Linked DNA regions of Homo sapiens: region 2 is linked to region 1. Evidence: chromatin loops called from intact Hi-C (ENCODE). Cell type or tissue: Caco-2. All regions are shown on one strand. Each heading gives the region's core, and the rest is flanking DNA. Links, peaks and the distances in the headings are about the cores only.

Region 1 (16,403 bases), core at 13,374-15,873:
TTAAAAATCTGTTTTAAGATGGTAAATTAGTGGGCAAAGTTACTTCACCTTGAAGGACCTGAGAGAGGCCTTAGCTGTAAAATGATGGAGTTGGATGTGATAAACTCCATGATTCCTTCCTGTTCTAAGACTGAATTATTCTATGCATAAATGAAACAGATTTGTGTAAGATCGGATTAAGATCTTTTTGAGCCTCTAGGGGAGATTACTGAGAATGGGGTTTTGTTGTTGTTGTTGTTGTTTTTGAGACAAGGTCTCACTCAGTCACCCAGGCTGGAGTGCAGTGCCGCAATCTCAGCTCACTGCAGCCTTGACTTCGTGGGCTGCCGTCCTCCCACCTCAGCCTCCTGAGGAGCTGAGACTACAGGTGCATGCCATCACAGCCAACTACTTTTTGTATTTTTTGTAGAGATGCGGTCTCGCTATGTTGCCCAGGCTGATCTTGAACTTCTGAGCTCAAGCGATCCACCTGCCTCAGGCTCCCAAAGTGCTGGGATCACAGGCATGCACCACCAAGCGTGGCCTACTGGGAACAGTTTTTAAAGCCTATTTCTTGCTCTGAGCCTTACATCACTACCCACGCCCCCACCGCAGGGGCAAGAGAACCTGAACTGATTGACCAGCCAACAGCCATAAGAGGTGGCTCATGCCTGTAATCCCAGCACTTTGGGAAGCTGAGGCTAGTGGATCACTGGAGGTCAGGAGTTTGAGATCAGCATGGCCAACATGGTGAAATCCCATCTCTACTAAAAACACAAAAATTAGCTGGGCATGGTGGTGGACACCAGTAATCCCAGCTACTCAGGAGGCTGAGGCAGGAGTATCGGCTTAAGCCCAGGAGGCAGAGGTTGCAATGAGCAGAGATCGTGCAGCAGACGTTGCAATGAGCCGAGATCGTGCCACTGTACTCCAGCCTGGGTGACAGAGCGAGACTCCATCTCAAAAAAAAAAAAAAGAGAGAGAGAGACACCACAGGCTTAAGAAAGTAAAGAGAAGTCTTCCTCTTTCTCCTCTCTCTATGGTAGCTGAAAAAAAAAAAAGAGAGAGTGGGGAAAGAAAAGACAGCCCAATTAAAAAATGGATAAAGGACTTGAATAGACATTTATCCAAAGAAGATACACAGATGGCCAATAAACACAGGAAAAGGTGCTCAACACCATTAGTCATCAGAGAAATGCAAATCAAAACCACCAAGAGACACACTTCACACCTACTAGGACAGTTATAATCAAAAATGTGGAAAATAAGTGTTGGTGAGGATGTGGAGAAATTAGAACCCTCGTACATTGCTGGTGGGAATATAAAGTGGTGCAGATGCTATGGAAAACAGTTTGGCAGTTCTTCAAAAAATAAACACAAAATTACCACAAAACCCAACAATTCCATTTCTAAGTATATACACAAAAGAACTAAAAACAGGGACTCAAACAAATACTTGTATGGCAATGTTCTTTACAGCATTATTCACAATAGCCAAAAGATGTGGATAAGCAAAATGTAGTATATACATAGAATGGAATGTTACTCAGCCATAAAAGAAAGAATCCACTTATAATACATGCTACAACATGGATGAAGTTTGAAAACATTATGCTAAGTGAAATCAGCTAGACAAATTCCACTGGTATGAAATTCCACTTACGTAAAAGACACAATATGGTTTATAGGTTACCAGAGGATTGGGGGAGGGGAAATGGGAGTTATTGCTTAACGGGTAAAGAGTTTCTGTTTGGGTGATAAAAAAAAGTTTTGGAAATAAGTAATAGTGATGGTTGCACAATATCATAAGTGTAGTTAAGGCCACTGAATTGTCTCTCAAAAAGAATTAAAATGGCAATGTTTGTTTATAAATATTTTACCACAATAAGCAAAAAAAGAAGGGAAGAGGGGCATGGCTTGCCCCAGTTGTATGTTTAAGAAGCCTAAGGTGGCCGGGTGCAGTGGCTCATGCCTGTAATCCCAGCAGCACTTTGGGAAGCCGAGGAGGGTGGATCACCTGAGGTCAGGAGTTCAAGACAAGCCTGGCCAACATGATGAAACTCTGTCTCTACTAAAATTACAAAAATTAGCCAGGTGTGGTGGTGCACACCTGTAGCCCCAGCTACTCTGGAGGCTGAGGCAGGAGAATCACTTGAACCCGGGAGGCAGAGGTTGCAATGAGCCGCGATCACCCCACTGCACTCCAGCCTGGGCAACAGAGCCAGACTCTGTCTCAAAAAAAAAAAAAAAACAAAGCCTAAGGCAAATAATTTTTGGCTAAGTCCCCAAAAGCAATTGCAACAAAAACAAAAATTGACAAGTGGGACCTAAACTAAAGAACTGCTGCACAGCAAAAGAAACTATCAACAGAGTAAACAGACAACCTACAGAATGGGAGAAAATATTCACAAACTATGCATCTCACAAACATCTAATATTCAGAGTCTATATGGAGCTAAAACAAATCAACAAGCAAAAAACAAATAACCCCATTAGAAAATAGGCAAAGGACATGAACACTTTTCAAAAGAAGACATACAAGAGGCCAACAAACATGAAAAATGCTCAGCATCACTAATCATCAGAGAAGAGCAAATCAAAACCATAATGAGGTACTATCTCAGACCAGCCAGAATGGCTATTATTAAAAGTCAAAAAATGGCCAGGCGCAGTGGCTCACGCCTGTAATCCCAACACTCTGAGAGGCCAAGGCGGGCGGATCACTTGAGGTCAGGAGTTCGAGACCAGCCTGGCCAACGTGGTGAAACCACATCTCTACTAAAAATACAAAAATTAGCTGAGCATAGTGGCACATACGTGTAATCCCAACTACTTGGGAGGCTGAGGCAGGAGAATCGCTTGAACCTGGGAGGCGGAGGTTGCAGTGAGCTGGGATCGCACAACTGCACTCCACCCTGGGTGACAGACCAAGACTCCCTCTCAAAAAGAAAAAAAAAAAAAAAAAGGTCAAAAAACAACAGATGCTGACAAGGCAGCAGAGAAAGAGGAACACTTAGACACTGCGGGTGGGAATGTCAATTAGTTTGGCCACTATAGAAAGCAGTTCGGAGATTTCTCAAAGAACTTAAAACAGAGATACCATCTGACCCCACAACCCCATTACTGGGTATATACCCAAAGAAAAGTAGATCATTACACCAAAGGACACATGCACTGGTATGTTCATCACTGTGCTATTCACAATAGCAAAGACATGGAATCAACCTAGGTGCCCATCAATGGTGGATCAGATAAAGAAAATGTGGTACATATACACCATGGAATGAATACTACACAGCCATGAAAAAGAATGAAATCATGTCCTTTGCAGCAACATGGTTGGAGCTGGAGGTCATTATCCTGAGTGAATTAATGCAGGAACAGAAAACCAAATACCACTTGTTCTCACTTATTGGTGGGAACTAAACATTGAGCACACACGGACAAACATGGACACTGTGGACTACTAGAGAGGGGAGGCAAGGGAAGAGTGGTGTGTGAGTTGAAAAACTACCTATTGGCTACTATGCTCACAACCTGGGTTCAAACCTGCACATGCACCCTCCACATTTAAAATAAAAGTTAAAATTTAAAAATTAAATAATGCAAACATATAGGAAGAAGGAGGAGGAGGAGGAAGAGGAAGAAGAGGAGGAGGAAGAGGAGGAAGAAAAAGAAGGAGAAGGAGGAGGAGGAGGAGAAGAAGCCACCGCCTAAGGCCACTGGGCTTGCTGACCTGCCCCAGAGCAAGAGAAGGAGCACCAAGGAGCAGGACTCAGGGGTATAGCTCGATGGGGGAGGGGCACAGATGATTCCCTTGGGTCTCTGTTTCCTGAGGCATGCAGAAGATGGATTCTACAATTTGCTGCAGACCCTCAGTAGGGAACCTTGGAGGACAGATGTCCTCAATACCAATGCCAACAGAGCACCTGGGATGGAGCCTTATCAGGAGCATCTAAAGTCATTCCCAGTACTACCAGTGGCAAACCACTACCCTTCAAGCAACCAGCCAGACAGTGAGAATGATTAAAAGAAACGTGGGGAGGTGCCACCATCTGCATCCCTCAGCCTTGTTCCTGACTCAGTCTCAGGGAGGTAAGCAATGGAGGAAGGAGGGAGATGGAAAGAGCAGGTGATGACAGCCACCCTGTTGACCTAAAGAAAGAAATAAAGGCACAATTAACATAGAGAGTTTATTTGCGCCAAGGTTGAGGATGGCTACCTGGGACACACATTTAAGCTGCCTTGAGGAGTGCTTCTATTTAGTCTTTGTTACAAGCAGGTTTTTAAAGGCAAAAGGGGAGAAGGAGTGGGCAGATACAAAGTTGTTAGACAGGAATTCTCACTGATTTATGGAATTAACATTGGTTAGTGATTGGCTTTACGTTGTTGAACTACAGTGTATGAGTTATGATGTCCAGTGCAATGCATTTTATGGCTACTTGGCATCAGTTACTCTAGAGCCCACAGAGCAGGTGGCTTTAAGATGAAATGATTTAGCTCAAAGGGAAGTGAAACATGACTGCTGTCACACACTGTCACAATTCAATGCTTCACTGGGCCTGATAATTAAAGAGGGTTCACTCCCTTCCTCTAGGCCCCTGAAACCTGAACTGGAGAGAGGAGTGAGAGAGCTTTGAATTAAGCATCAGACAGATGTTTGTTATGATTTGAATGTATGCATCCCTCCAAAATTCATATGTTAGCAGCTAATACACAAGGTGATGGTATTAGAAAGTGGGGCCATCGGAGGGTGATTAAGTCATAAGGACTTCACCTTTATGAATGAGATTTTGTGCTTACAAAAGGGCTTGAGGAAGTGAGTTTGCCCCTTCTTCTCTTCTGCTATGTGAGGACATAGAGTTTGTCCTCATCAAAAGATGCAGCAACAGGGCACCATCTTGAAAGCAGAGAGAGAAATTTTACCAGACATCAAATCTGAGAGATTTGTTTGGTGTTACGTATAGATGATGTCTGGTAATTAATGAGACAACAGAATGTTGTAGGATTTGCTGTCTTGGCTACTGTAACTCATACTACACATCTACAAGACTGTTGTTTAAATAAAATGTAGATAATTAATTCTCAATTTGCTTATAAACTGAGTAATGTTGTACTATAATGTGAACCCAAGAACATGTTGGAAAACATCCACTGAAAAATATATAACACTAAGAAAATTGCTGTGATAACAAACCTACAATTCTGGCCAAATAGAGCAGATATGTTGTTATTTGTGGTAAATCTAATAAAGCAGGTTATTTGAGCTTATTTGTGTTGCTACTGTAGAAAGTAGAATCTCCACTCTCTCAAAAATGTTTAACCAGTATATACAAAGTAATTCGTCACCAAAAGCAACTGTCTTATTTTAATATTCAAATTTTCTGCTTGTTTCTCCTTTACTAAATTTAAAACTCTTTATTGAATACATTCTCAGAGCAATTCTACTTTCTACCAAATCTGCCAGCAACTTGGTCTTGGACTTCCCAGCCTCCAGAACTGCGAAAAATATATTTCTTTTTCCGTTTTTCTTTTTTCTTCTTTCTTTTTTGAGATGGAGTCTTGCTCTGTCAGCAAGCTGGAGTGCAGTGGCGTGATCTCGGCTCACTGCAACCTCCACCTCCTGGGTTCAAGCGATTCTCCTGCCTCAGCTTCCCGAATAACTGGGACTACAGGCACGTGACACTATCCCCAGCTAATTTGTGTATTTTTTAGTAGAGATGGGGTTTCACCATGTTGGCCAGGATGGCCTCAATCTCTTGACCTTGTGATCTGCCTGCCTCTGCCTCCCAAAGTGCTGCGATTACAGGCATGAGCCACTGCGCCTGCCCATATTTCTGTTATTTATAAATTATCCACTCTCAGTATTTTGTTATAGCAGCAGGAACAGATTAAGATAATGTTTTAAAATGAAGAGGACTAGGGCTCACAAACTGAAACAAGACTATTCTGAATAGCCCAAAGTGACCAAAGTAAAAGAAATCAGACTGAACTACCATTAAGGGAGCTGGTTCCCAAGAGAAAGTGGTGACTTGGCAGAGAAAAGTTGGTGGAAGTTATTGGACAAATCAATCATTCAGATTTACACCACAATGAGTTGAGTCAGTTTTAAAAACAAGTTGCATAATGTGGAGATGTGTGCCAGTGTCCCCCAGTATGCTTTCTACCGATTCTTTTATAGATTTGCAAATAGATTTGCAATTCTCAGCTGAGCAAATGTCCACTGAGAATCAAGAATACACTTTCTATCCTGCATTGCAGCTAGGTCTGAACATTTGACTAATTCTAGACAATGGAATATACATGGAGACACCCTGTAGTTTGGAGACCTCCTTTAAAAGCCATGATCTAATACCCTTTGCTTTCCCCATCCACTTTCTTCTTCAAGCATTCTTACACACTACTTCTTAAGATGTGAAGTTAGTGACTGGAGCTATAGCTAGCGTTTGGGATCATGAGGATAATGGTCACAGCCTCAAGATGACAGAAGCGCAACTAAGAATTCAGAATTCTTGGAAAATTTTCAAAGTAGAAAAATCACACCAGCCCTGGTCAGCCTACCTCCTTCTACTTGAAAAAGGAAAAAAAAATCTCTATTTTTAAAGCCACTGTCATTTTAGGCCTCTGTAACACAGCTGAACCTAATTTTATATGAAATATATACAAATTATATTATCACAAATAATCTATAAGTTCAAACATAAAGAAAAAAAGAACTATATAGTACCTCTTCACCTCAATTTAGTCAAAATAACATAGACACTAAAACCAACATTTATGGAGACCTTATGCAAGGAATTTTACCAATGGCTTCATATGCATTATTTCTTTCATTTTCTTAGTAACAGCTCTATAAATGTGTAACATTGTATACATCTTAGAGATGGAAAAGTGAAGACTTAAAGAAGTTAAATAATTTGCCCGAGGTCACACGGCAAGTATGTGTAGAATCATAATAAAAATCTACTCTTGGCCGGGCCTGGCAGCTCACACCTGTAATCTCAGCACTTCGGGAGGCCAAGGTGGGTGGATTGCTTGAGCTCAGGAGTTTGAGACCAGCCTGGGCATAACAGTGAACCCACCTCTACAAAAAATTAGCTGGGCATGGTGGTGTGCACCTGTAGTCCCAGCTACTCAGGGGGCTGAGGTGGAAGGATCACTTGAGCCTGGGAATTTGAGGCTGCAGTGAGCCATGACCATGCCACTGCACTCCAGCCTGGGCAACAGAGCAAGACCCTGTTTCCAAAAAACAAACAAACAAACAAACAAACAAACAAAAATACCATTCTATCTTACTCCTCTAAAGTCATGCCATTAGCCACTGTACGTTACACCTGCATAGAGGTTCTTCTGGCAAAGATTTATTCATATGGAGATCTTAGACAAATTGAACCACAATAAAATTTCGTAGAATTTTAATAATCTATAAATGAGGGATTTGTTTGATGTTAGATATAGGTGATGTTTGGTAATTAATAAGACAACAGAATGTTGTAGGATTTGCTATCTTGGCTGCTATAACTCATACTACACGTCTACAAGACTGTTGTTTAAATAAAATGTAAGTAATTAATTCTTAATTTGTTTATAAACTGAGTAATGCTGTACTATAATATGAACCCAATAATATGTTGGAAGACATCCACTGAAAAATATATAACACTAAGAAAATGCTGTGATAACCAACCTACAATTCTGGCCAAATAGAGCAGATAAGTTACTTGTGATAAATCTAATAAAGCAGGTTATTTGAGCTTATTTGTGTTGCTATTGTAGAAAGCAGAACTTCTCTGAGAATGTATTGAAGAATGAGTTTAAATTTAACGAAGAAGGTGAAACAAACAGAAAATTTGAACATTAAAATAAGACAGTTGCCTCTGGTGACCAGTTACTTTGCATATACCAGTTAAACGTTTTTGAGAGTGTAGAGATTCTAATTCACTGGCGTTACTTCAAAAAACTACATTTAGGAATACTCCTCAGAGAACCAATAATTACTTACGTTGGGCCCACCCCATAGTAAAAGACTTGACACAGTGTAGATGTTTAATATATATTCGATAATGAAAGAACAGATGAGTGGAGATGAATTGATGGTGGTTAGGTAGATAAATGAGTAGATGGTTGAATAAATAAACATAAATTGTGCTTTATCAGTTTCAAGTAATTTTTACAGGGATTATCTCACTTGATCCTCAAAAGCATGCTGATAGTAGGTAAAAGAAGTGAGATTATTCTTACTTAAAAAATAAAACATTGGTTCCAAAATTTTGAGAGATTTACCTAGATTGACTTACTATGTGAATCCTTGTCTCCCATAAACGTAAGATAATTTAGCTTGTTTACTGTTTGAGGAAAGGAAGGAGGAGAAGAGGGTCAGGAGAGGGAGGGGGGAGGAGGAGAAGAGGAGGAGGAAGAGGAGGAGGAGAAAAATACCTGTGTTATGATGTATTTCTTGAACAGGCCATGATACTTCACTCTCACATGCCTATATCAGATTGTATTTTCCAAAGGTAGTCACAGTAATATCTCCTTACAACGTGACTTAACGCTCTTCCCATTGAGATGTGGAGTCTTTGTTCTCAATCCTTGAATCTGGATTAGTTTAAGACTATAGACCTGGCGCGATGGCTCACGCCTGTAATCCCAGCACTTTGGGAGGCCGAGGCAGGTGGATCACCTGAAGTCAGAAGTTCAAGACGAGACTGGCCAACATGGTGAAAACCTGTCTCTACTAAAAATACAAAATTAGCTGGGCATGGTGGCATGTACCTATAATCCCAGCTATTCGTGAGGCTGAGGCAGGAGAATGGTTTGAACCCAGGAGGTGAAGGTTGCAGTGAGCCAAGATCATGCCACTGCACTCTAGCCTAGGCAACAGAGAAAGACCCCATCTCACAAAAAAAAAAAAAAAAAAAAAAGACTATGGTCTTTTTTCACGTATGAGCTATGTGACTTCTTAGGCCAGATCATAAAAGGTGATATGGCTTCTGCTTGAAGTACTTGAAACATTCACTCCTGAAAACAGCTACCATCCTATCATGCTGTAAGGACCTCCCACAGTCCCAAGCCTGGCTGAGCTCCCAGCCTATAGCCAGGACCTATAGACAGGACCAACTTGTGAGTAAATCAATGTGAAGGTGGATTCCCCAGGCCCGAGTTCGGCTGCCTCCACTGAAATAAGCCATTCCTGCCTAGCTCTGCTCAAATTACAGATTCACAACCAAAATAAATTATTGCCATTGTCTCAGGCCATTAAGTTTTGGGTGGTTGTTACATAACAATACCTATCGGTAAAAATGTATGTTTACTGTTTCCATTGTTTCACATGTTTTTCTTCTTCTTGTCTACTTAGAAAATGCCTACTCAGGCCAGGTGCAGTGGCTCACACCTGTAATCCCAGCACTTTGGTAGACTGAGGCAGGTGGATCACCTGAGGTCAGGAATTCAAGACTAGCCTGACCAACATGGAGAAACGCCGTCTCTACTAAAATTACAAAATTAGCCTGGCGTTGTGGCACACGCCTGTAGTCCCAGCTACTCAGGAGGCTGAAGCAGGAGAATCAATTGAACCCGGGAGGCAGAGGTTGCAGTGAGCCGAGATCGCGCCATTACCCTCCAGCCTGGGCAACAAGAGTGAAACTCCCTCTCAAAAAAAAAGAAAAAAAGAAAAGAAAAGAAAATGCCTATTCATAGGCCAGGCGCGGTGGCTCACTCCTGTAATCCCAGCACTTTGGAAGGCTGAGATGGGCGGATCACCTGAGGTCAGGAGTTGAAGACCAGCCTGGCCAACATGGTGAAACCCCATCTCTACTAAAAATACAAAAAATTAGCCGAGTGTGGTGGCAGGCGCCTGTAATCCTAGCTACTCAGGAGGCTGAGGCAGGAGAACAGCTTGAACCCGGAAGGTAGAGGTTGCAGTGAACTGATATCACGCCACTGCACTCCAGCCTGGGAGACAGAGAGAGACTCCATCTCAAAAAAAAAAGAAAAGAAAAGAAAAGAAAATGCATATTCATTCTTTAAAACCCAGATCAGTAATACATCTAGACCACCTTCTCTTATACTGTCTCATTCTCCAATAAATGTAACATCCTTTCTCTGTGTAGCTCCTGTGTATCTTAAATCTCTCTCTAGGATTGCATTAAAAATGTTGCACTCAGCCAGGCACGGTGGCTCACACCTGTAACTCCAGCATTTTGGGAGGCTGAGGCAGGCAGATCACAGGGTCAGAAGATCGAGACCATCCTAACACAGTGAAACCCCGTCTCTACTAAACATACAAACAATTAGCCGGGCGTGGTGGCGGGCGCCTGTAGTCCCAGCTACTCGGGCGGCTGAGGCAGGAGAATGGTGTGAACCTGGGAGGCAGAGCTTGCAGTGAGCAGAGATAGTGCCACTGCACTCCAGCCTGGGCGACAGAACGAGACTTCGTCAAAAAAAGAAAAAAAAAATTGCACTCTACACCTGGCATATACCAGGAACTCGGTAAATGTTTTCCAACTAATCAAATTGAATTTGGTGAACAAAAATGTGCAGGTGGTGCTGTACTTAACCAATTCCTGCTGACGTTGGATGGCCCCAACCATTACCACTGTCATTAATCCTGTCTCTACACCACCACTGTTACATTGACCTCATGGTTCTACTCACTAGCCTGCACACTGCTCTCCCTTCCATCCAGCCAACGATGTTTGATTTAATATGGGGAGCTACTCTTTTTTTTTTTTTTTTGAGACGGAGTCTCCCTCTGTCGCTCAGGCTGGAGTGCAGTGGTGCGATCTCGGCTCACTGCAAATTCCACCTCCCAGGTTCACGCCATTCTCCTGCCTCAGCCTCCTGAGTAGCTGGGACTACAGGCACCCGCCACCACGCCAGGCTAATTTTTTTGTATTTTTAGTAGAGATGGGGTTTCACCATGTTAGCCAGGATGGTCTCGATCTCCTGACCTCGTGATCCGCCCGCCTCGGCCTCCCAAAGTGTTGGGATTACAGGCATGAGCCACCGCGCCCTGCTAGGGAACTACTCTTTCCTCACTACTTTTATGACTTTGTTAGCGGCATCTCTTTTCTCTCCATCCCCTTTAGGTCTCTCACTTATAGCATTTTTTAATTAGTTCCCTTGGGGCTAATAACTGCAAGATATTTGAATGGCAACATTTTCTCCAAGAGCCCAAATGTTAATTCCAATGTCATCTTTGTTATTTCCCCCAACTTACTAAATAGGGTTCCTGGCGGCCAGCTTGGAGTGCCAAAATCCCCTGGCTGAAGAAACCTATTAGGCCTCCATTGCTTCCAATCTGTAGATTCCACTTAGATTTATTTGTAGAATTAATTACAGAAACTGTTTTATTCTTTTATATATATGACTTTTGTAGTAGTGTCTACCTGGGATATCTCAGTTTGCTGAGGTCACAAAGCCACTTGTTAAGATGTGATAGGACTATACTCAGATAGTACAGTGACATCACTAAACCTAAGGCTTACGGGAACCTAAGCCTCCATCATTTTCCTCCCACTTTTTGCCACACTCTAGCAGAGGTTTATTCAAGTTAGTATCTCTACTTCACTGGGAAGGATTGGGATTCAGCATTTTCATATTTTTCTCTTTGATTAACCATTCCCCCACTCAAGACTGGCATTTCCTGTTTCGGTTGGGCCTGTTTAGACACATGTTGCTCAGCACAGCTGGTTGGGCATTTGCAGTCCAAGTGATTATCCTTGCACTTTTATATGGTGGCAGCATGCTGCAACAGGAAGCACGATGAAACTGCAGGCAGAAGGCCTGGGTTCTGGTCCTAGTTTTCTCATTAAATACCAATATGACCGGCCGGGCGTGGTGGCTCACGCCTATAATCCCAGCACTTTGGGAGGCCGAGGAGGGCGGATCACGAGGTCAGGAGATCGAGACCATCCTGGCTAACGCGGTGAAACCCCATCTCTAATAAAAATACAAAAATTAGCCAGGCATGGTGGCGGGCGCCTGTAGTCCCAGCTACTCAGGAGGCTGAGGCAGGAGAATGGTGTGAACCCGGGAGGCAGAGCTTGCAGTGAGCCGAGATCGTGCCACTGCACTCCAGCCTGGGTGACAGAGCAAGACTCTGTCTCAAAAAATAAATAAATAAATAAATAAATAAATAAATAAATAATACCGATATGACCTTGAATAAGTCATTTCATTCTTCTATGTCTCCATTTATCTGTAAAATGGGGAAATCCAAAACATACCATCTCTAGGGACACTTTCAGAAATAACATTGGATGCTTCTACACTTTACTTGAAAGGCACTTTATTCATTCAATGCCTTTTCAAAGTACTTCTATAAAAAAGAAATTTCAGGGCCAGGAGCAGTGGTTCACATCTATAATGTCAGCACTTTGGGCAGCAGAGGCAGGAGGACCCCTTGAGCCCAGGAGTTCAAGACCAGCCCGGACAACATAGTGAAACCCTGTCTGTACAAAATAAAAAGTTTTTAAAATTTGCCAGCCATGAAAGCTCACATCTGTAGTTCCAGCTACTTGGGAGGCTCAGGTGGGAGGACTGCTTGAGCCCAGGAGGTTGAGGCTGCAGTGGGCCATGATTGTGCCACCATAGTCCAGCCCAGGCAACAGAGCAAGTCCCTGTCTCTAAAAAAAAAAAAAAAAAAAAAAACAAAGAAAAAAATATTTTTTAAGAAATCTCAGAGCCACCTTATAATCAGAACACAGAATGATATGGTTGGAAGTCATGCTTTATAGAATTCTGATTTTTTATATATTTATATAAAAACATCTTGTATGATTATCCAGAATAGCATTGCCAACTCATCAAGCTTTCAGGGACGAGAGAGAGGGTGAGTACATTGCTTCTGCTAGAGTTGAAATTAATAGCTCTGGGCTGGGCACTGTGGCATGTGCCTGTAATCCCAGCACTTTGGGAGGCTGAGGTGGGCAGATCACTTCAGGCCAGGAGTTCGAGACCAGCCTGGCCAACATGGTAAAACCCCATCTCTACTAAAAATACAAAAATTAGCTGGGCATGGTGGCACACACCTGCAATCCCAGCTACTCAGGAGGCTGAGGTGGGAGAATCGCTTGAACCTGGGAGGAGGAGGCTGCAGTGAGTCAAGATCATGCAACTGCACCCCAGCGTGGGTGATACAGCAAGACCCTGTCTCAAAAACAAGAAAAAAAAAGAAAGAAATTAACAGCTCTGAACCCTACCAAAGACAGCAAAAGGAACTCTATTTTCCCCTCAAGCCCAGCATAGAATTTGTTATCTACCTACAATGGTTGGTTTTTATGTGTCAACTTAGCTAGGCCACTGTACCCAGATATTTGCTCAAACACATCTGGAGATTCTGTGAAAGTATTTTTAGATGAGATTAACATTTAAATAAGTAAACTCTGAGTAAAAGCAGATTACTCCCCATAATGTGGGAGGGCCTCATCTAATAAGTTGGAATCCTTAAAAAAAAAAAAAAAAAAAAAGACTGAGATCCCCTAAGGAAGACGGAATTTTCTGCCAGCAAACTACCTTTAGGCTCAAGCTGCAAAAATCAATTCTTCCCTGGGTCTCCAGCCTGCTGGTCTACCCTATGGATTTTGTACTTGCCTATCATGGGAGTATATATATACACACACACATATATATGCATACATATATTTATATATAGGCATCTATATATTTATATATGCATATATATTTATATATAGGCATCTATATATCTACATATATGCCTATATATATTTATATATAGGTGCATATATATATATATATAGGCATATATATATATATATTTAGAGAGAGAGAGAGAGAGAGATCCTTTCGTTCTGTTTCTCTGGAGAACTCTTCCTGGACATAGAGGAAAATCTCATCCTGCCCTTATCCCCTCCCTTTATCCCATGAAGTTCTATTCCCCTGCCAGAAGATCCACTCACCTCAATAACAAATGCAACTGAAAGGGATCAATAAAGTGCCATGCACATGTTTGTTAACATAATAACAGTTATCATCATCATCATTATTGTCATTTTAGTCAGACCATTTGAGAAACTAGACGTGGGGCCAACTGCGTATGCCCAGTATTATACAATGTGAAAGCCTGGGGTCTCTAAGGGAAGGCAGACCACACAGGGCAGGGGGCTATTGTGCTTTGCTTCCACAACCCACAACCCAGCCACACATCAGATTATTGAAACCACTCCTGCGAAAGAACAAAATTGGTTGATTATGCATTCATCCCACATAACTCTTGGCTCTAGCAATTCTCTACACCTCCGGAGATCTCTCATCTTCCTCTTCATCTACATTATCCAGAAAAGAAAAAAAGCCAGCTGTCAGAGGGAGTAATCTTTTTAGCACTTTTCCAATCAAAACCAGCCTTTGCTGACTTCCCCTGACTTCCTAGAATAAATCCTGCCTGGTCCCCAAAAAGCCTGATGGCTTTTTAGTGCACTGGCTCCACCTAGTGACTGCTAGAGAGAATGCACCCAAACTTTCTTGGTTTGGATCGAGGTTACAGAATTGACAGCTAAAAAGTCAGACAAGTTATTCACGATAGCCAGACGTTGATTTGAATTCCAAAGACTTCTGAGAAACACTGTATATAGCTCATTTTAGGAGTACCTAGCATAAGGTTAAGAGTATGTATTTTAAGTTCAGGTGTCTCTGAGTGCAAAATCTTGTTCAGCCTCCTACCACATTTTGCCTATATGACTTTGGACAAGTCATTTACCTTATTTAAGCTTTAAGGCACTTATTTGTAAAAACTGAGTTAATTGTGAATACTTACTAGAAATTTTGTAATAATTAATATAGATAGATAGTAGATGGATAGAGTGCTTAATAGACTACTTCATCCATAATAAACAATCAATAAACCATAGTTATTTCTATTAGCTACTTGGAAGACTTCCATAGAATATCCATTTCTCTGTGGGTCGATGCTTCTTACCCTTTTAACTGAGCTAAATAGGAGATTATGATCAATTTTTAAAGGCTACTTTAACACAATTTGAGTCTGATAGATACAGATTTCCCTGCAGGAATTATGTATTCTTTGCCATGCTACTGCCTAGAGAGTAAATATTCTATTTTATTTATTTATTTAAGACATAGTCTCACTCTGTTGCACAGGCTGGAGCGCAGTGATGCAACCATAGCTGACTGCAGCCTGGAACTCTTGGGCTCAAAGAATCCTCCTGCTTCAGCCTCCCGAGTAGCTGGGACTACAGGCGTGTTCCACCACATCAGGTTAATTTTTTTACTTTTTGTAGAAATGGAGTCTTAGTATGTTACCCAGGCTGGTCTCAAACTCCTGGACTCAAGCAATCCTCCCATGTAGGCCTCTCAAAGAACTAAGATTATAGGAGTGAACCACCATCGAGCTATAAATATTCTAGTGATTCAAGAAAGGCACTCAATTTTTTAATTAAATGTGTGTCACATATGCTCCTTTGTTTGGTACTTAGATGGAAGTTCAAAGTTCATTCTTAAATCTGAGACCTTGGGAATATAATCTTTTAAATTATCTCCTATATCTGTTCTCAAAATAAATCAACAAAATAATTTTGGGTCTTTCTTGAATGCAAAACCGAAAGCACTTTTTAAAGAGTGAGGAGGATCTGTTAGATGTTAAAGCACACCTGTTTAAGGTTGGCCATAATGTACCTTTGCTCAATCTCATAACCAAGTCTGACTTCCAGAATCCCTTAGTTTGTAACACCGCTGTCAACAGATGAACCCAGCCCTGCTCCTAGCCCTGTTCTTCCTTTTTGTTGGTTCCTAAGAAGCATATATTTTGTTTATAGTCCCATATTTCCCTATCCTTCATTCTGGATATAATTTTTCCACAAGGAAAAAGTATTTGTAGTATAAAGGACTGAATTAAGATCCATGGAATTTGCAAGCTTCTCTCAACTGAATTGATTCAAGTCATGAAACCATATACAAGTCACAGCCTAAGTCTCAGTTTTGTATTTGAAAAATGGTGATACCTCCCCATCTTACCCTACAAAGTTATGGTGAATATAATAAATTAGTGTAAGTAAAAGACCTATGTACATTACAAGATACTATACGAATATGAAACTAGCGCTTCCAGCTCAGGGTGAACACTACTAGTTTAAAATCCATTCCCAATCTTTTAAGTATGGAAACCCTCATGTGCCAGTTACTGTATTTTTACTGTATTTTACTGTAGTGATTGAGAAAATATAAGTTTTCATTTGGATTTCCATTCCCTCACAATAATTCCAAGGTCTCTCAAAGTGTCCTGGTCAGATACTTAGAATCACTGCCTAAATCAATAAGGAGATTAACCAAAGTTGGCCTCAACACACTGGGCTGCAGAATTTTTTCTTGTTTTCTGATTCCTCTAAACCAACTACTTTCCTTTCCTAAAGGTTTTCTATCACTTGCTAGGACTCCTGGTCCCCCTTCTT
Region 2 (16,403 bases), core at 7,447-9,946, 810 kb before region 1:
CAGAAACTGGTACAATATATTGGTTAGTCAAATTGACTATGAGTTATTACAAAACATTAATAATGCTTGTAAAAAAGGTGGAAATAAATTTGGCAATGGGGATATTTTTGTAAAATCTGCTTGAGGTATGTTGGACATACAAAAAGCTGTACATATTTAATGTATACAATATAGTGAGTTTGGAGATCAGTATATAGCCATGAAACCAACACCACAATTTATGCCATGAACATATTCATCACTTCCAAAAGTTTCCTCCTGTCCTCTTTATTATTATTAATTTGCGTGATAAAAACACAAGTATTCCTCACTCTTGGCAAATTTTTAAGATACAATATGGTACTTTGTGTTAGTTATAGGTACTCTGTTGTACAATAAATCTCTAGGACTTTAATTTGAAATTGCTTTGCTTTTGAAATTCTCTCTTTTTAGAATTTCCCATGTGTAGAAAAGGGAGGCTTCAAAGAATCAATTTTCTTTCTTTTTTAAAAATATTTATTATTATTATACTTTAAGTTTTAGGGTACATGTGCACAATGTGCAGGTTAGTTACATATGTATACATGTGCCATGCTAGTGTGCTGCATGGTGTGCATTCAAAGAATCAATTTTCAATGCCACTTTGACCTGAAATTTCCCATTTTGTGTAACTGAAATTTTATATCTGTGACTAATTGGTGGTGGTGGAGGATTTTTAGTAGTTAGTTAAAGCACGGTAAAAATCTTTGTCTTATTAAAAAGGATAAACATAATAACTTTAGAGTTTATTAAAAATATACAATTAAATATGATTGTTAAAATTTTTGGAATATCAGAAGAGTAGACAAATAATCTAGGATAAAAATAATAACTTTAGACTTTATTAAAAATGTACAATTAAATATGATTGTTAAAATTTTTGGAATATCAGAAGAGTAGAAAACTAATCTACAGTTCCAAACCAGCAAATGAAGAAAAGTAGGACTATAGACAAATATATTAGTTTGATGAAAGTCAAGGAAAGGAATAAAATTAAGCAGAAAAGTATGGAAAACAAAAGACACAAAATAAAATAGAAATAAGTTCAAATATGTCAGTAAACACAACACATGAAAACATATTAAACTCATCTATTATTGATCTCAAAAACATGATGTTGGGCAAAAAAAGCAAGATGTATAGTAATATATATATATAGGATAATAACATCATTTGTGTAAAGATTAAAACATTATCCATTATTACATATATTTGTGTATTATTTATTTTTGAATGAATGTTGATTACAGATAAATACATGTACAGTGAATATTTTAAAACATTAAAAGAAAAGATAGAGCCAGGTGCAGTGGCTTACTTCTGTAATCCCCATGATTTGGGAGGCTGAGGCAGGAGGATTGCTTGAGGCCAGGAGTTTGAGACCAGCTTGGGCAATATGAGGAGACCCCATCTCTACAAAAAAAGCAAAAGACTAGCCATGCACTGTGGTGCACACCTGTAGTCCCTGCTACTGGGAGGCTGAGGCAGGAGGACTGCTTGAGCCCAGAAGTTTGAGGCTACAGTGGGCTATGCTCACACCACTGTACTCCAGCCTGGGAGACAGAGCAAGATCCTGTCTCAACAAAACAAAACAAAAACACCTTCAGGATAGTGGTTTGCTCTGTTCTGGGGTTAGAAGGAGAGGAATGAGACAAAAGAAACCAGGAAACTCCAATCTTTTCTGAAATATTTTATTTCAAAAAAGAAAAACTTCTGAAGCAAATATGAAGAAAAAGTTAACATTTGGATAGCCAGTACACAAATGTTCATGATATTAGCCTTCATACTTTTCTGAACATTTGAAATAAATGTAAAAATATGTCATTACAAATGGATTTAAAAATGGAATGAAAGCTGTCCTAAGAAGAGATGAAAAAAGCATACTTGATAGTAGATTTTAGAGGTAAATCTCCATTTTTTTCTGTAATGACGTTTTCTTGCAAATCTCATTGTATCACTTGTTAAAAATGTGACTAACTCATAATTATTTTAGACTGTTGTATTTAATTATATACTTATTCTCTCTCAAACACATATAAGAAATAGCATCCTAATTTATATAAAATAAACCAACAAAAACATACATAGATTCATAAGCAGACAAATACATTAGTAAAATATATCACGCATTTTTTATATATAAGCAAAATATATCACATATCACAAATATGCCTTTCCCATAGGAGAAGGCAGTGTCTTTAGGACATCATGGAAAGAAACTGCAGACATGGCACATGTAATGGGGAGAAGTCTGTTCCTGTCTCAGCTCGGACACGTGAGGCTCTGGGCAAGTTGTACTACATGTGATCTCACTAGGAGATCAGGTTCCTTGTAAAAACCAAAAGAGGTTAATAACACTTGTCTGACGGTTGAAATGATGAGGATGAAAGCACTATGCAGATTTTAAAAGCAAAGCAAGATGTCTGAAATAGAACGGGTGAGTTTCATTGGTTGTGAAAATTCAGGTAAGAGAAATGTGAATAGAATGTTTAAGCCCCGAATGGTGGGGGCATGGAGGGAGGAGATGCTTGGAAAGTAGAGGAACATTTCTACTCCCTGCTCAACATATACCTTAGGCTAAAGGGCACTAAAACTAATTTGAAGCACTCCATTCCAGAGGGCATCTCCCTACCTGCTGCTAGAATTGCGTAAAAGGCAATGATGCGGGACAGGTCAGTAAGAAATTGGCATTCATTGGAGCTGCTGGCTGATGAATTCAGACAGACCATAAAGTTTACATATATATACGTGTGTATATATATATATGGACACATGTATCAGTGGGAAGTATGCTGAGAAGGATAATTGCTTCAGAGGCTACATCTCCAAATATGCACTCAAGCTGGAGGATTAGCATAACTATCGTCTCTGAATACCTGGGGAAGTGGTAGGTGTACCAGCCACAGGCTAACTGAGTTCTCAAAAATTCTCTGGTCCCTAGCAGTTACTGCCATGCTGGTCCCTGTGGCAGCTGGGCAGCAAGTTAAATTGGTTTAATATAATTTGGAAATCTATAACACTTTTCATTTCCCTATGTATCCCAAAGCACTTAGTGTTTAAAGAAATGAAGTCAGAATTTTCTCAGGACTATAATTGGAGCAGCAAAGAAAAATAACTCAGAGAGCTGTAATGGAAGTGGAAAGAGGCCTCGCAGAAGTCCCTAGTGGTCCATGAAAAAGATGTCTAGACAATTAGAAGCCTCTAATATTCCTAACAACAACAGGTACTGAGTGATTACTATGTGACATGCACCTTGTGGAGTGCTTTATATGGATTATCTCATTTATGCTACACAACCACCCTGAGGGTGTTACTATCATGATATTGATTCTATAGATAAGGACACTGAGGCTTAGAGATCACACAGCTGATAGTCAATAGAATGGGAATGCGAACAGACCTCTGTGGCTTTCCAGAGCCCAAGCTCTTCAACATTATTCTAGTGTTTTTTTGAATCCTGGTCAGCCAAGTACCTTCGTAACTTTTGCCAAATTCAGCTGCCACCTGAGTAATTATTTATTAAATATCTGTTTAACTCACCCTGCCCCCCCTTAAAAAAAACATTTTATTAAAAGATAAAACAGAGATACAGAAAACTCCAGAAACACACATAGGGATGAATGGAGGCAAACACCTTGGTGATCACCAGCCGGGGCAAGAAACTGAACTTTGCTACCCACCTCTGAACCCTGTTCATGTGCCCTCTATCAATCAGAACCCCTCCCTTCTCCTACAAGCAACCACTCTTTTGATTTTTGGATATGTCATTTTAGTTTTTTCCCTTGCATTTCATTTTAGTTTTATTACCCCAATGTACATTTCTGAATCCTGTAGTTTAGAGTTGTTCCTTATAAAAATATATGTCTTTTAAGTATTTTTTGATCTACAGGATCTCCCTCTGTCTTTTTTACTTGCAATTTACTTGCTATAGATCTTGGCTGTTTGTCTTGTGGAGGTTTGCTCAGTCTGGATTTTGCTGATCGTATGCTCACAGTACAGTTCAACATGTTCTTCTGTCCTCCATATTTTCTGTAAATTAGCAATTGGATCCAGAGGCTTGATAGACACAGGCTCAATCCATTTGACAAAACTATTAAGTGTGGTTGAATTCTTTCAGTGAGAGGAGGCACGTAGTATCTGTCGACCTCAAAGCTTAAATCCATTCATTCATTAGCCATTCTACAGTGATGATATTCTAATTCTATTATTTCATTCTTTGCAAGTAACTAATTTCTTCTTACTACGATAAATTCATAGATTTAAACATATTTGAAGGATTTACATCTATTACAATTATTACATTTAATAAAACTCAAAATGTTCTATCTTTGGCCCACTGGAACTTACTTGGTTTGGCTCCTGAGTTCTTTTGCTATGACCCTAGTAGTGTTTGATAGTTTTCTTGCTATCTGGAATGAAAAATATTACAAGATTATCTTGTGATTTCCTGCCTCAGACTTAGAATCTACTATTTCTCCAAAAGCTCTGTTCCTCTAAGTGAAAAGTGATATTTTAAGACCATAATCTGGGCATTAAGGAGGTTTATTATTGCAGTATTGGTCATAGTTTGCAGGCATTTTCTGTGGATAGAGTTAGGAAATAAATAAATTCTGTTACATGTTTAAAAATATAAATTTACAAATATCACATGAATTCATACTGATACTTCCAATTCAAATTCAGGACTATAGAGTCTGCTTAACCTTGTCTATGTTACAGATCTCCTTTCTTCTACACTGATAATTTTGTTTCCTAAGGACATAGGAAATACCAGAATTAGAAAATCCCATGTTACTTATTTTCTTTTTCTCACATTACACATACACCAATCTCAGTGCAATAATGAGCGTGACTCTACTTTTGATGTTTGGCTGCAGACAGCTTTTAAGCCCTTTCTTCTGTCTTTTCCTCTTGCCTCTCTTCTGGGCAAACTGATAACAAAGCTTGCATACTCCCTCTCTTGACACTAGTGGAGAGTTCAAACCATGCAAGCCCCAGACCACACATGGGAATCCTCATCTCAGCCTCACCCCCAACCACAATAAAACTCCAAGCTAGTTCCCCCCCTTCCTTCCTCAGGACAGTTTTGGACCTGCTGGGAGCCTGCCTCGCATAGCACAGAAAGCCTCATGATGTAAGAAACCGTTTCATACCGATTTGATGTGTGTGTGGCAACACCCATCTCAACATTTGACCTATTAATTGGGAGGGGGATCCATCCCATCTCTAAAGGGTGACCTAAACACTTAATATAAATGTTACCATCAAAATAATTTCTAAGAGGGGTTGAAGTTGTTTTGTGTATGTACTCCCTGTTCTTGCCCCTTCATTTTTCTGTAGTTATATCTATATTGTCAGAGTTAAAGCCATTTCATACTCTATTTTTTCTTTTTCAGGACTTATTTAGTCATAGGCATTCAAGTAATTATATATTTACTATTCCAATCTGTGTACAGAAGTATCTCTAGACATTTTAGTGGTCTAAAATTTGTTTTGTAGATTTCTCAGGAAATGTTCATCAGAACAATATTCCCTGAGTTCTTGTATGTTGCTAAATATTCGTGCTCTAGTTAGAGCACTTAGAGGTTAGTTTTGTTTGATATGAAGTCTTTGGGTTATGTTTTCTTTCTTTGAGTGTATTATTAGTGTTTCTCCATTGTCTTCTACTAACTTAAAAACAAGTTAAAAAATAGATTTATTGAGATATAACATATGTGCAATAAAATCCATCAGTTTCCAGCTTCTTGAATGTATTGGAAAGGTTGCTTCATTATTGTGTCACTTTGTATGTTGTTTTATGTGAGAAGATGGAGGGTAACTTGGAATCCATTCATTGTAAGTGATATGGTCTTTTTGTCTGTCATACAGCATTGCTTGCAAAAAGTTGACAATCTAATTTTCTTTCCTTTACAAGTTATTTGCTTTTTCCGCCTACTTAATGCTCAAATAATTTTTTCTCTTTTAAAGTCAAGTAATTGTATGAATATGTGTTGTCTGTGGTTATGCTGAATTGCTATTTTCAGATATGCATTGTGTTCCTTTGATATGTAGTTAGTATTTTTTAATTACAGGGAAGGTTCCTTAGATTATAATTTATTTTGTATTTTTTATGTTCCCTTTGTTTGCTTTGGTTTCCTTCTTCAGGGATGCCTATTATCTGTGTGCTGTATTTTCTTTGTTTATTTTCAGTATTTCTCTCTTTATCTCATTTTTTTGTCTTTCTTCATTTCTGTTTTAAACATTCTCCTTATTTTCACTTTCTCTTGAAGAATTATCTGTTGTATTTATTCACCCATGTGTTCTTTCTTGTTTAGTTCTCATTTCTGAGATTTTTTTATGTGTAATTTTTTTCCTGTGTTCTGTGACCTGATTTCTAAGTTTTTTGTAGTTTTCATTTATGTTATTCTTTCATTTCCTTTTTCATGTTTTAAGTGTCTTTTAGTTAGTTTAGAAATAGTGGGTTACAAGTTTTTATCTGTTTATGGGCATGTTTTTCTGGAAAAGGTGTTATTCTGTTTTTTTATTCTTATTTTTTCTAATAATTACTTTGCGTGGGATTTAACCTCTGTCTTTTTCTCATACTCTTATTTATATAAAATTCATTTCCCAGAAATTTTAGAAAAAGCTGTGCTCGAGTCAAGATAGGTTTTCTAAATTCACAAAGCTCCCTCTTCTGTGCTTTTGTATAGTGTTAAAAAAAACAGCAGTTTGCTTTCTGAGGTCTCCTGGCTGTTAATGTTTTCTAATTTCATCTAGATATTTTTTTCCCTATTTGCTTCCATTCTGCTCAATTTTACTTCCATTCCAGGAGTTTATCTTTAGTTTGAGGTCCTCTCCTGGAAGGGATTCCTACCTAGCCAGTTTTGAGAATTTATAAAAGGTAGCCTTTTCAGTTCTCTTGGGATCTTACTGTAGTTCACTTGTACTCATCCATGATTAGGGAGGGGAAAATCACTCCTAGTTTTAGCTGTTGTTCTCAAATTGGTCTGCCAAGCTTTCTGATTAATGCTTGTGGTTATTTGGGGTTCTCCTCATGTTCTCCATTAATGTTTGGCTTTACTATCTATTTGTTTTCTTTTAGTGTGAAGATTCAGGAAGATTGAAACAACATGCTGTTGTCTTCTGATCCTCCCAGAATCTTTTACTAACCTTTCCTTTTAATTATATTTTTTTGGGGGTGGGGGAGAAAATTTGGTGTCTTGAGATAAAGTTTACTTGTAATAGAATTCACCAATGTTATGTTTCTTGAGTAATCTGAAATGCTGTTTCGCTGTTGAGTTAGTTTGTATATTGCTTTTGAGAAGTTGGAAGCTAATCTGGTATCTATTAATTTTAAATGACCACATCTTTTTGTCTGGAGTTCCAGATGTTTTAAAAAATTAAATTCAGTGTTTTAATAATTCTACTAGGTTTGTCCTAGTGCTAGCCATTTGGGGTCAAAATTTTCAAGGTACACCGTAGGTTTCTTCAATATATAAATTTAATTCTTTCCTATTTCTAGAAAGTTTTCTTGCATTATAGTTTTAAAATTTTATTCTGGTTTACTGTCTTGTTTTTCTTCTTTGAAGCCTCCATTACACACACATTGGGTCTTCCTTTATTATCTTCTACGTATCACTTTCTCTCTAATATCTTTTACCTAATTCTTTATTTTATTTTCATTTTCTTGGTTGTTTTCCCATCTCAATTTTATGTGATATATTAAAAAAATCTATTTTCACTTGAGTGCTTTCTAATCTAGTCTTCATTTCTGAGAAGACTGTCCTTTTTTTCGCTTTTCTTTCCCCAAGTTCAGCCGATTCTCATCTTATGTCATTTTCAGTTTTGCCAATTTCTATTACAAGTTTTAAATTTCTGGCTGAAGGGTACCTTTCTCCTACAAATGCTACTTTAATGATATTTAATTCATGTTGGAGCATTGTGTTACATACAGTTTTCCTCTGCTTCCTGGTTGATATTTCGGAAGGGTTTTTTTTTTTTTTAATGAGATGTTTTTATGTTCACTTTCCATTTTCTTCTTATATTAGCTTTGCTTGGATGTCTCCTGATATTTTCCATTTACATTAAAATGCCTTGGAATTTTTCCAGAGAAGCAACCACAGACGTTTATATAAAGGTGTGAGAGGAGATAAGTCTCTTTTCTTTTCTACAGTGCAGTATACTTTCTTGAATAAATGATCTCTCTTTGGGGAGAGGAAGGGTCCTGGTTTTCTGATTGTGTCTTCTATTACTTCAGTAGAAATTTTATTTTAAACTACTTCCTTCCTGCTTTCCCTTTACTCCCAAGCCACTCTAAAGGACACTACATCGGTCAGGGTCCAGTCAGAAAACTAAAGAATGCAACAGTGATTAGAAATGGAAAGCCTAATATAAAGAATTCTTAACTAGTAATAGTTGAAGATTTAAAAAGATTAAACAGGACTCTCAGAGATCGAAAAGTAGTATGTTCAAAAAAAAACCCAGCTACTACTTCTGGGCTGAGGGAAAGTGGCAGCAAAGAAACAAAGAACTTGGAAAAGCACCTTTATCCTCACAAGCCTGAGATTTAGACTTTTGTAAAGAGGAACATACAGCCTACCTATAATGACAAAGCTTGCTGGAAGGCCTGGGTCAAGTGGCGATCTAGTTGCCTGCTATAGCTGGAGCTGCTGTGGCTCATGGAAGCCACCAACAATCAGCTGCCAGGCAGGTAGAACGTTGAAGGCGCAGCTGGAGTTTCCAAGGAAGGAGCCCATTGCCTGTGTCACAAGTGGTCACTAGGTGGGGACAGAGTAGCCTGAGGGCACAGCCAGAGCTGGTTCATGAGGGCCACTAGGCTGCAATGATGAATAAAAAATGGCAGGCTAGAACCTGGAAGAGAAGTGTGTTCATGTGGTGATCACCTTGAAGTGTAATGTCAGCACCCTCTGTTGATAAAGCCTTGTGTGCCAGCTGGCAAAGGAGAAACGTCTATAGGGTCTGGCTTCAGTATTACAAAGCTGCATAGGAAAGGGTGGATTCAGAGCTGGGAGACAATAAGCTGATAAGTGGTACAGAGTCCTTCCTTTCCAGGTTGTCTTCTTCTCACCCAGAAACAGTGCCTTCCCAATGCTGCCACATTTGAAGCTATATCCTCTCAAGCACCCTTTTTTTCAATTCCCAGTTGTCGGTAGTCTTATTTACTGTCTCAGATATTTTCTCAGTATTTCTCAACTCAGGATGGGATCCTCTCTGGAGGTAAATTTGTATGTATGATGCCATCTCAAAAACATTGTACTCTCCCTTTCTTATTGTAACCCCTGACTCTGCTCTGGCATGAACTACAGTTGTGGCTCTGCTGGTTTCAGATGTGTATTTTCCCACTTATCTGAAAAATAAAGTTTGTACCTTTCTTTGTCTATTACTGTGCAAAAACACCACTTAAGTGGCATGTAGAAATAAGCATTCATTTCTTGGTTATCCATCTTCGGGTCTGCTGAGATTTGGCTGATCTAGGCTGGGCTTGGTTACAAACTGTGGGTTGGGTCCAAGTCTACAAGCCTCTCATCTTGCCCTTTTAGTGCCTACTCCATGCATGCTATATTCATAGCAAAAGACAAGAGTGTAAGAAAATAAGCCCCTCTATAGGAATACATTTCAAATATCTGTTTACAAAACATTCCATAGACCAAAGGCATATGACCAAGTTCAACAACGAGACAGAAAAGTGTTTTCCCCATAGAAGTTGGAAGAGACAGAAAGTGAATATTGGCTGAACAATAATTTGCCATAGATTTCCTTTCTATCTATAAATATCTACATACCTCCCATACTCAAAATATTCTCACTTCCATCCCAAGAGTTCTCAAAGTCTTATCAAATCATGGCATAACACTTGAAATCTAGGATCTTAGGATCTACATCAAATATGCGACTCCTCTTGATACATAGACTTTTGAACCGAGAAGGCAAGTTGTTATCTACCGCCACTCTGCACATATCCAAATATATAATGGTGGAAGAGAAACAGGTTAACTTCAGTAAAAATTCTTTGTTTTGTTTTTTTTTGTTTGTTTGTTTTTGAGACGGAGTTTCACTCTTGTTGCCCAGGCTGGAGTGCAATGGCGCGATCTCGGCTCACTGCAACCTCTGCCTCCCGGGTTCAAGCAATTCTCTTGCCTCAGCCTCCTGAGTAGCTGGGATTATAGGCATGCGCCACCATGCCCGGCTAATTTTGTATTTTTAGTAGAGACAGAGTTTCTCCATGTTGGTCAGGCTGGTCTGGAACTCCTGACGTCAGGTGATACACCCGCCTTAGCCTCCCCAAATTCTGGGATTACAGGCGTGAGCCATGGCTCTCGGCCTCAATAAACATTCTAATTTAAAAAGGGCAAGAACTGCCATCACATAGCACATAGATACTGGTTCTTAGAAATTATGAAATCCTGGTGGGCAAATACCAGATTCCACTACACTGGTGGTAAAAATGTTTCTTCATTAGGCTCTGGTGATGTCTGTGGAAGTAATCCTAAATCCATCATTCCTCACTGTTTTTGGCTCTACCCTTTGAAAGTTCCTTCTTGGTTTTTTATTTGATTTCTATCAACACCAGTGCCAAAAGTCACATACACATACTTTTTGATACATGTCTGTGTCTTTCTAGACTTAAATTGCAGCAAATTTGAACAAAATATGCTTTTATGGAATCATGTTCAAGCTTTCTAGTTGTCCCTTTATTTAGTTAAAAAGGTCTGCAGATGTTACCTTCATCTCTTTAGAGGTATAAGCAAGTATTATAGCCATACCTTTTATTTGATCTTTATCCTGAGTCATGTTTTATTGGAAGCACCCTGGGTTTGGCCTTTTCTCTGACTGAGGTTGTGGTCATAATGGCAACACCTTTGATTTATTAATTAGCACTTTTATTTTCCAAGCCTATAATATTCCTTTAAATATTGCTTGCAAACCAGTTAGTATTTTTCTGATTGAATCTCTTTCATGTAGTACCTTATCAAATGCAGCTACTAGCGATCAGCTCACACTTTCAATGATTTGCCTCAAAACTTCCTCAATCAACACTAATGTTTATTAGGTAAATATTCTGACTTGTAAGATATTGCAGGCCATATTTTCCCAAATCATTTGGCACTGCATAAGACAGATCGCTATTTTTCATTCTTATATGACAATCTCCTTATTGCAAACTTCTCAGCCCCCAAATTAATACCAAATAGTTTAAGTTTTATGGCAGCATCTCACTTCTGGTACTAATTTCTGTATCTGTCAGCCGTTGCTGCAAAACAAATAACCCTAAAACTCAGGTGCATAAAACAATAAACCTTCATCTTTCACTTACGTTTTTGCACGTTGACTGGGATTTAGCTCATCTAGCTCGTAAGGTTTGCTTACAAGCTCAGGTTGTACTTGGGTCCTCTTCAAATGTCTCTTATCCTTTATGAACCAGGTGCTAAATGAGGCATACCATACTCTTCTCATGGCAAAAGACAGGAGCACAAAAGAACTTGCTCAGCTATGCAGGCACATTTCAAGTTTTTGCCTGCATGAGTTCTCAATATGCCACTGGCCAAAGCAATTCACATCCCCACTCTTAATATCAGAGGTGATGGTTGAGATTCTTAGGGGGGAAGGAGAGAGTGAATAGTTGCTGAACATTAATCATTTAATATACTATAATCTGTCTCCTAGTTATGCTACTGTGGGCACAGGTTTTAGCTGTATTTGTTCCACTTGTCTATTTGGTTTTGGAGGGTGTATGAGAAATTTAGATTCAGGCAACTGCCATTATCTTATGGAAATGTAGAAGTTCTCTTTTTAAATCAACTTAAGCATTTCTTTTTTCTTTCTTTACTGGGCCCCAAGTAAAAATATCCCTAAATAAAAGATTTAATGTGTTAGATATATTTTTCTTTTTTTAGATTAAACAATCTTTATTTGAAAAATAGTACCTTACAATCCTAACATTATCTATCAAACTTCAATTAGAGCAATTTCAGGGTCAGCTGATGAACAGTAGCTCAACTAACAAGAGATCAGTCAGAAGTGCCTTAAAGGGAGCAGCACCGGCTGATGTTCTGCCGGGTCTCTGGGCATTTAGCACCCGGCTACCGGGAAAACAGAACCTGACAGGTGCTTGGACCCAAGCCCTCACATCATGACCCTCATGTCTCCTGGGGACCCTGGTGTCTCACAGTCCTCCTAGCACTTCTGGGGCCCTGTAGGCTGAGGGCCAAGCCTCAGGAGCCAAAGGGCCCCTCAGGAAAGGCTGGAACTTGGCCTCACAATCAGCTGGCTTCTGCCTGTTGTAGTCATTCTTTTCGGAGTGCCTGGAGCACTCTCTCAGTGGACACAGCAAGCAGCCATCCAGCCTATCTGGGCCGCTTTCTCATGGAAGAGGATTTCCCTCTGAAAACTGGAAGTCTCTTTCTTTAATTCCTGGGCCAAGTCTTGGGACATCTTGTAGCGGTCGCGGGTCTGACACACACGGTTCCAGTTGTTGTGGACCTTGCAAATTCTCTGGCCGAGATCCAGGCAGTAGGCGTCCTCCTCCGCGGGCTCCCGCTGAGGCCCCATCACATGTTCCTGGTGCAGTTCTTCTCCACTGTGCTGTGAAGCGTGTGGGATGTGCCTTGTATCGGTCACTGGGGGAAGCTCAAGAGGCTTGCTTTTTTGTGCTTTTTTCAGAAGTTCACTTAGATCCTGACGGGATGACCTGCTCATTTCATTTAGAACCCTCAAGCAGAGGGTTCGGAGCGATCAAGGACTGGCCTCCGGCATGGGCAACATGAGGCCACCACTGGCCTGAGGTGTTTGCTGGCCGCATCTTGGCTCTGGCCTTTCTGTGGACCTCACCCTGGACCAAATCCTTTTGGGTCGGCTCCTCCCTTCCTCTGCCTACATGTTTTTTTTGTTTTTTTTTTTTGAGACGGAGTCTTGCTCTGTCACCCAGGCTGGAGTGCAGTGGCACGATCTCGGCTCACTGCAAGCTCCGCCTCCCGGGTTCACGCCATTCTCCTGCCTCAGCCTCCCGAGTAGCTGGGACTACAGGCGCCCGCCACTATGCCCGGCTAACTTTTTGTATTTTTAGTAGAGACGGGGTTTCACCGTGGTCTCGATCTCCTGACCTCGTGATCTGCCCGCCTCCGCCTCCCAAAGTGCTGGAATTACAGGCGTGAGCCATCGCGCCCGGCCTTCTCCCCACATGTTGCCTCCTGACCGTAGAGGCCACCACAACAGTGCACGCCCAGATCACGCAGGGTATCCATAGATTTGCTGGCACTAGTCCCGGGCTTCTGTACATCACTAGGGCTGCTGCCCACAGGTGGGCCAGCAGCAGCTGAGTAGGCATGTCGTGGCAGGCAGCAGGCCCTCTGAGGCTCCTGGGGGCTTTGCAGTTCTACCTGCAGTTGCTAGTGGCTCGTGAGTCATGAACAAAGGCCCACCAACCGGATTAGACTGTCCATTGGACTGGGGGAAGGGGAAGCACCCCATCCCGTGTTCTAGAAAACTGTGTCCTTGATTTTGCTGGGCAAATAGAAAGTGTCATTACTTATATGATGCCTTGGGGGAGTGGAAAGAGTTCACAGCAGCCCCTAGCTCAGGCCACTCCAGGCCCCACCTGGCCCTACAGCACAGCTAGCAGGTCGACGCAGGGCCATGCCATAGCCCTGTGTCCACACACGATCCTCTCAGAGCAGCGTGCTGGCCCGTCCCTGCTGAGGCTCATTACCCTGATTTCAAGTTTCCTTCTGCTGCAGGGAAGCCTGGTCCAGTCTGCAAAGAGTCTGTCTCCCTTCCTAGATTAAGCTCCTTAAAAAAGGAACTAGGCTTTCTTTGTCTCCCTGTCCCCAGTAGCTCGCCAATGCCCAGTATACACTAGGGGCGCAGTCGCTGTTTGTCTTGTTTTCTTGTGGACTCTTCTCTAAGGACATGTCACTTTCCTCTCTTGACTTCCATATTTAGATCTGTGAATAAGAGTAAGTAGGTAAAGACACCTCTGGCTTTAAAACTCCTCCAGTATAGAGAGAACTCTGAAGCCAGAACCGGAAGCTGAGGAGTGGTGAATAGAGCGTTTTCCCCGGCATGATGAGAGGACCTATAGATCTGGCTGTTAGGGTGGTATCCTGCCAGTTGAATGCCTCTGCAGAATTTGACCCTAGTTTTCAAATCAGACTCAAGAATAATCTTTAGTGTTGGTGACTTTGTGTTGTTTTTGTGGTTGTTGTTTCTTTTGTTAAGACTTTGTTATAGACACACAGCTTCTGGAAATCTTTTTCATGGAGAGTATCGGTATGTCTTTGGCCAAATTGTGGGGGTGCAGGCTCCATCTGCTTGGCAGTTGCTGTCTGGGCCACAGCATATCTGCTGCGTCCTACTCCTCTACAGAGGTTTCTTCAGACACTGTAGCGTGACTGGCCATGTCATTTGTCACAGGTGTAAAAACAGTGACAACCGAGAGCCTGAAGCTGCTGGGATGAGTGCCCAACGCAGAATCCTGTTCCCTGGCAGGCATATTTACACTGCGCTCCAGTGCTTGGGCCTGCTCCTTCCAAGAAGACAGGATGCCAGGATGGCCGGGACTCCGCTCGCTGGGACACCATGGTCTTTGTGAGCAGCAGGCCTGAAGTGGTGAAAGCCATCATGAAGGTGAGGGTCAAGTGCTGAACGGTCACTTTAGAAAGGCAGCGGCCTGGCCTTCTGTGACAAGCAGAGTGAATCGGCCTCCATCTCACCCTTGGTGCCACTATCTTGTTGCCACTTCCCTTGAGAGCACTGTGAGCTCTTCCTCAGGATCCACTTTTCAGCTTCCCTTCACCCCATTTTCACTGGGTGGTGGTGGCAGCCTCTCTGGCCTTGCCAGGGACTGGGTGCAGGGAGGGGCAGCCAAGGGCGTGAGGCAGGTGGGCAGCCTGTGTAGGTGCCTCTTGCCCTTTCCACCCAGACAAGAAATCCACTCTAGTCAGTAAGTGTCTCTTCATCCTATGGGTGTTAATAGCCTGGGTGAGAGGTTTGGCTCCAGTACTTGGCAGGCAGTAGTAACACTTACACAGCACTTGCTATGTCTGAGAGGTGCTCTAAGTGCTTCACACATTAGTTAATTTAATCCTCACAACTCTGACATTAGCACTATTATTATCTCCATTTCACAGATAAGGTAAATGAAGCACAGAGAATGTAAGCAAGTTGCCCAAAGTCATGTAGTTAATAAGTGGCTAAACTAATCTGTTGTTCTCTCTCTAATGGTAAGCACTCAATAAGGATTTTTTGAGTGAATGAATGTCCTAAATCCATTATGCAGTGTTTTAGTCAATTTTGTGCTGTCATAACAAAATTACCCAAGACTGGGTAATCTATGAAGAACTAAAATGGATTCCTCACATTCTGGAGGCTGAGAGTCCAGGGTGAAGGCACTGGCAGGCGAGGGCCTGATCTCTGTTTCCAAGATGGCACCTGCTGTTGTGTCCTCTGGAGGGAGGAGCGCTGTGTCCTCACACAGCAGGAGGTCAAGCTCCCTGAATGCTTCATGAAACCACTTATAAAAGAACCTTAATCCCATTCACCAGGGAGAAGCCCTCTTGGCCTAATCACTTCTTAAAGTCCTTACCTCTTAATACCATCACAATGGCCATTAAGTTTTAATGCCTAAAGTTTGGAGGGGACACATTCAAACCACAATGTATGATTAAGCAGAAAAGGTCAGTCAGAGTTTAGGGCCACTGTATGGTGTTTTGGAATGATAGGACACCTTACAGAATAGTCTACCTCTCTGAAGTGTTAGGATATGTTTGTTTCATAAAGGAATATCAAACATCCCACCTCCAACAGCTATTAAAGCAATACTCTATTTAAAAAGAAATACATGCAGTGTGCTGTTTATTTGAATCTTTGCCTGCAGATGGGCATTAACTCACCACTAGACAGAAATGAACATTCTTCTCTCTACTGGACTGCATTCCTTGCTGAAACAATATCAGACACTCCAGTGAGAGATTTATGTGGACCCTGAATGGGTCAGGAGCTCCAGGCACAATCCTGAGGCACCCTTAGAGACAGATGATCACTTTTCTTTTTCCTTTCTCCCTTAGGCAAATATTAACTCAGCTGGCTCTTAGAATTTATTTGTGCTTAAGATAAATTAACAAGAACCAAAGAGCCTTTCTCAGGTGTTGGTACCAGGCTAGAGTGCCCTGAAGACAGCAATCCATTTCAATTCCAATATCACTGCCTTTCAGGCCACATGCTGGGAGCCCACAGAGTTTGCCACGGTACTCGGGCCAAGTACCTTGCAGGCTTCTGGAGCTGGGAGCCCCTCACACTTTGAGGCTTTAATATAGATTTCTCTGCCTGCTCACCTGTATATAATTGTGAGGGGCATTAGAGCAAGAAAGAATAATGTGACCTTCAGGGGC

The links. A loop is a pair of places that touch in the nucleus more often than their neighbours do. Peaks named below come from ENCODE experiments on the same cell type or tissue, not always from the same donor. Only the 100,000 strongest peaks of a DNase experiment are listed, where the experiment ranks them.
Region 2: it touches region 1 in a loop (13-fold over the local background); 18 of 110 quality-filtered maps call a loop at or near these places.

What each region holds. Positions count from the first base shown.
Region 1 is chr12:14,152,799-14,169,201 of GRCh38, forward strand. No RefSeq gene overlaps it. Among named protein-coding and RNA genes, the nearest start is that of GRIN2B, 180 kb to the left of the region's middle. In Caco-2, for the core only: a CTCF peak has its summit at 14,415 (motif pointing left); a DNase peak (open chromatin) is centred at 14,403.
Region 2 is chr12:13,353,653-13,370,055 of GRCh38, forward strand. No RefSeq gene overlaps it. Among named protein-coding and RNA genes, the nearest start is that of LINC01559, 15 kb to the right of the region's middle. RefSeq lists enhancers at 8,838-8,937, 14,749-15,248, 15,308-15,834. In Caco-2, for the core only: a CTCF peak has its summit at 8,796 (motif pointing right); a DNase peak (open chromatin) is centred at 8,779.